Linked DNA regions of Mus musculus: region 1 is linked to region 2. A link is a loop called in an ENCODE intact Hi-C map of the cell type or tissue named here. Cell type or tissue: heart. All regions are shown on one strand.

Evidence for each region. A loop is a pair of places that touch in the nucleus more often than their neighbours do. Peaks named below come from ENCODE experiments on the same cell type or tissue, not always from the same donor. Only the 100,000 strongest peaks of a DNase experiment are listed, where the experiment ranks them.
Region 1: a loop joins it to region 2, with 2.0 times the contacts of the local background. A loop is called at or near these places in 4 of 42 quality-filtered maps.

What each region holds. Positions count from the first base shown.
Region 1 is chr4:111,413,650-111,416,149 of GRCm38, reverse strand. All of the region lies in intron 6 of Agbl4 (ATP/GTP binding protein-like 4), which reads right to left. Bend5 (BEN domain containing 5) reads right to left here and starts at 1,144. Exons shown (of 6, transcript NM_026279.3): 1 at 750-1,144. The coding sequence starts at 975. In heart, no CTCF peak of the experiment used is centred here; DNase peaks (open chromatin) are centred at 1,149 and 1,669; H3K4me3 peaks cover 2,003 bases; H3K27ac peaks cover 1,848 bases.
Region 2 is chr4:111,492,870-111,495,369 of GRCm38, reverse strand. The region is part of intron 6 of Agbl4 (ATP/GTP binding protein-like 4); the gene reads right to left. Among named protein-coding and RNA genes, the nearest start is that of Bend5, 79 kb to the right of the region's middle. In heart, a CTCF peak has its summit at 1,499 (motif pointing right); no DNase peak of the experiment used is centred here.

The DNA of each region.
Region 1 (2,500 bases), 79 kb after region 2:
GCCTGCCTGTCAGCCTGTCTCCTTTCCCTCTTCCCCACCCCCAGGTGTGATCAGAGTTAGGAGGTCAGGCCCTCACCTGAACTAGAAACTGTTTGTACCATCTTTCTCTCAAGGAGCCTTCTGGGAGATGCATAAAGTGGGGTGGAGATGAGGCTACCTAAGGCCCTTCACCTCCTCACCTGTGCCCCTTGGGCAGTACACTGAGGTTTGGTCTCCTTGTCCTAATGATGGCCCAGATGGAACAGTGTCAGAGATTCCTTCTGTGAAAAAGGGCCCCCATCAAAAGGACCTAACACTGCTTCTTGCTCCAAGGAGACGCCAAGGGCCTTAAAGGGAGAGAGGGAGGTACAGTTTTCGAAACTTAAGATGGAAAGCAACACAGAGGGAAGTAACTGAGAGAGGTGAAGGTGAGAGATGGGAGAGATGACAGCTAGAGTAGGCAGCTAGAGAAGCAGAAAATGAAGAGCCAAGGGGAATACAAAAGAGTCAGAAAGAAGAGAGCAGAGTAGAGAAAGCTGACTGACAGCAAGGCGCAGGAGTGTCAGAGAAGCAAGGAAGACAAAGGGGACCCTCAGGTCTTTTTAACTGGTTTGGCCTCTTAGAGACACCTGGTACCCAAAAGAAAGCCCAAGGAGTCGGAACGGGAGGCAAGAGCAAGCGGTGGCTCCCTGGCCCCAGCCGCCCGGCCTCTCCCGGAACCAGCCCCAGGTCCGCCCGGTCCCAACGCCCCTCCCGGCCCGCTCGCTCACCTGCCAGCGCCAGGATCTGGGCCTTGTGGAGCAACAGCGCGCCCCAGTCCCGAGGGGCACGCGGGGGACTCTCGGGCTCGGCGCCCAGCTCCTCCGGGCCCCGGTACACCGCGTACACCTTCTGGTTGTCAAAATCCAGTCGCGAGCGGGGACTGAAGTCGCGCACGCACGACACGGGCAGCGCGTAGCAGACGTTGTCCTCCAGGAACCGCACAAAGGCGTACATGGTGGGCGCCGGGGGCGGGCCCGGGCGCCGGTCAGCCCGTGGGGCGGTGCGGAGGTGGGGACCCCTAGAGGGGCGTGAGCCGCAGCCGGGCCGGGGGCGGGGAGGCTCCCCGGGGCCCCGGCTCCCCCCACTGTTATTGTTCCTGAAAGCCCCGCTCTGCCAATCGGCTGCTCTCGCCTGGGCGCGGAAAAGGGAGGGGAGTGGAGAGAGCCGGGCGAGGGGCGGATGAGGGGGTTTTGAAGCACACCGCCACTTGCGAAGTCAGACCCGAGCAATCACAGCCGGAGTGCGATTGCAGTAAGGTGGGGAAAGAGCATATATGATAGTAGCGTTAGAGGATAGGAGGAGCGCTGCTAAAAGTCGCTTTCGGGCGGATTCAATAGTTTAGTGTTTCGAATTTAGCTAAGCGCCTCCGTTCCTTCAGTCCACCCTCCAAACCCATTTCCCCCTTTTCTCTTTCTTTTGCAAAATTGCCAGCACCTGCTGTGAGGGTCAGTGAGCCAGAAACATTCCCCTAGAGCTGCCAAACCAGTTTTTGGCCAGAACTAGAGTAATCTGAGGTTTCCAGTTGAACCAGCTGCTGGGATACCAGAGGGTTAGACCAGGGCTGTTTTTATCCTAAGGGAGCAGCGGCACCCCTCTTCCCTGTGGTCTTTCTCCATTGAGGAATCGCCTCCACTACTTGTTGATTCTGGGCTGGAACAGTTGGAATGAAACAAGGATGGAGGGCTCTAGGGAGCCAGAGCAGAGGCCGGACTTTCTGGAGTCAGTTGAGTTCAGGAGCCAAACTGGGCAGAACAGCAGTCCCTTCTCTGTTTCCAAAATCACAGATGAGAACCTGGAAAGGTTGGTTCCTGCAGACAAACCACACCTTCCAGAGAAAGAAGGCTGAGAGTTGTACTTGTTCTGTATTGTATGCTTACAGGGAAACTGAGCTATTTATATTCCAATTGTCTAGCTCAATACCAGGGTATTTGTCAGAGAGAGATTGGTGAATTTTGGGGGAAGGATAAACAGAATTTCACATACATCCATTCTTCCACTTATTCTTTTATTCAAGTAACTAATATTTTTCTGAGCACACACTCCATGTTATATTGTAGGCTTGGTGGTCTATAGAAAGAATAGATACCTAGGACCTTGTAGTATTTACTAAAGTATTAGAACTTGAATCTCAGTTGGATCCTATGTCAATATTAAATTACTGTCTGAATAACCCATTTTTTCTGCTACTTGTAATCTTTCATTCTAGTCTGAGAGCATTAAGAAAGCTTAATAATGAGGTTATAGTGAGAAAAGTATTCTCATAAAGGCATGCATAAAGGAGGTGGTAGATTTAACGAAATGCTATGTTTTTAAAAACTCATTTAAATAAATTTAACCTGTAACAAAACAAGTGCACTGAAATGTTTATTATGATTCTGAGTTTCTTGCATAGGTGAGAGATTTTGTTTTCTCTTGTACTCTTTATGCTCATATTCCACATACACACATTCTTGTTGCTAGTCCTCACAATAATAATAAA
Region 2 (2,500 bases):
GCTTTCCCTCCCCTGTACTCCAGGCTATCTAGGCTAATTTAGGGGTGTCTTTAGTTGGGCCCTGGGCAGAGAATGGCCACTGGGCTTGAGGCAACTTCAAGGGAAACTCCATGGAACAAAGCTCAAAGAAGCATGAAGCATCAGTAAGATGGCCTGAGCTGACCAGCTAGGCTGTGATAAACGCAGGGAGTGAGTGACCAGGAGGTAAGGCAAGAGAAGCTATTGGGGTACAGTGGTGAGAAGCACAGAGTGCACAGACTGCCCTTAGCCAGCCCCGTGCTTTTGACCCAAAGGCAAAAGAAACCACCCAAAGCTACTTACCATGTTGACTACAGAAACTAGACTGAACCAGACACTGGTCCTGACACACACACACACACACACACACACACACACCAAGTCCTTCCCCTATCCCTGCCCCCATCCCCTGCTGTAGTAGGTTCTTCTACTACTTGTATACCTAGGTTAGATCCAGTGGCACTTCTGTCCTTTAGTTCTGTCTAATCTATAGCATCCCTGTGTGTTGTGAACCACAGATTCACATCTCCTTTCACAAAGAGGAAATGAAGGCTCCCTTAGGAGGGAAGCTTTGCCTAGGAGGAGGGCCTGGAACTGAGCAGGATCCTGGTTTCAAATCGCTCCTACTATGTCTGGCATCATGCCAGGTACTCTCATCCTACCCTCACAACGACCAGGCCATGTCATTATCTCTGTTCTATGGAGGAGAATGCTAAGGCCCAGAGACACTTAGTCACTACCCAAAGTCACAGAGCAAATATGTACAAAGGAGAACAATACTGGAATGTAGGTCTAGATGATCCCAGAACCCTGGCAGCTCATGAGAGCTGGTCTTCCTTCTTTGCATTTTGAAGGTAGGATAATTCATTTAGCTGCCATGGGAAGGGAGGATTCTGCTGACCACACTATTTCCCCACACCCGGGTTCTTCTAGTCACTTAAACCTGACTCCAGAAAGATGTTACTTATCTGTAGCTAGACTCACTGTCTTGACAATGCGGACTTGGCCTCATTTCTGCCTGTGTTATTTAGAGCTCAGCATAAGGCTGGGGCTTTGGGATCAGGCAGAAGGCATTTGCCTCCTGGATGGCTTCTTACTGCTCTATAATCTTAGGCATGAACAAGCCCTCTGGACACTGCAATTCTGCTTTCCACAAGCAGGGAAGAATGGTGCCTACTCTGCACAGATGCTGGAAGAATACAAAATAGCAGCGCATGGCAAGAACTCAATTAATCATTGCTTGACAATTGCTTTTCACATTTATCTTGTGTCTCTCTCTGTACCAGGTGCTGTTTGCTGTCATGCTCAGGTTCCATCGGCCTCCCTCAGAGCAACACAGTGCCTACCTGCTAGCATGTGCAACTGAGGCCGACCTCTGACCTTTAGAACCACTCTGCCCCACCCCTTCAGCTCTCTTCCTTCCCCACAGGACTAGACCTGGCAAGAAAGGAAGGTTGCAGAAGTTATCACTCCTGCACAGGAGGGGGCGCTGCTCCCTGGCCCTAACCTTAATGGGAACTCAGGTATCAGCTTCATTTTGTGTCTCAAGTTCTTTATTTGTAAACAGTGGAAAATAATCCCCATCCTTCTAGTGTCTTGGCTGCTTCTAGTGTCAAATTGGCTGATAGTTACTACATCGCTCTCAAACTGTGACTATGTTGCAGGGTTTATGATGACCACTAGCATCTGCTTTCAAAATAGCATTCTACTCTCTGTCCTGTATGTGATGGTTTACCTTAACACTTACCATATTTTCAGCATCCAGTAGATGACAGTTCCTGTACTGGGTTAGAAGTAAAATAATCTGAAACTACTAGAAGAAGCAGACATGAATGAATGAATTAATGAATGAATGAATGAATAATGAGTAAGAAACATGTAAAATTACCCTTCATTGAAACATCTGGATGTTGGTATGGTAGCTGGCTAGTAATACTTAACATAGAACCTTCTGTCTTTCTATCAGAAGCCCCACAAAGACACATGGGATAATAAAAGCTGACAAAAGTGCTACATATCGTATTTGAGGATGGGGCAATTTTATGTCTGCTCCTACAGCAAATCGTGTGAAAATCCACTTTCCGTACATCCTGCTCCTAGGTGTAGGATGTGCTGAGAAGTGAAGTGGGAGTCTCTGCAGAGGACCTGCCTTTGAGCCGCAGGGCTCCCATCCTGCTGCTCTAGGACTCTGCGGCTCTCCTGTCTTCTTGAGCTTCTACTGAGAAACAGATCTGAGCTGTGGCCTCAACAGGAAGCAGAAGATGGCTAGTATCCACAGGCACAGAGAACATTAAAAGAAGGACTTGTGAATATAAGACAGGAAGTGCTTGGAAGAAGTGTTTGCTGGAGAAAGGAGGGCAATGCAAACTGTATGAGAAAGTCAACTTCAGGGGTGCGGTGGAGTGGTGGTAAATCACCCTCTTAGCAGATCTGGGGGACATAAACTTGGACTTTAGGTCTGACCCTGGAAGGCCTCACCCCT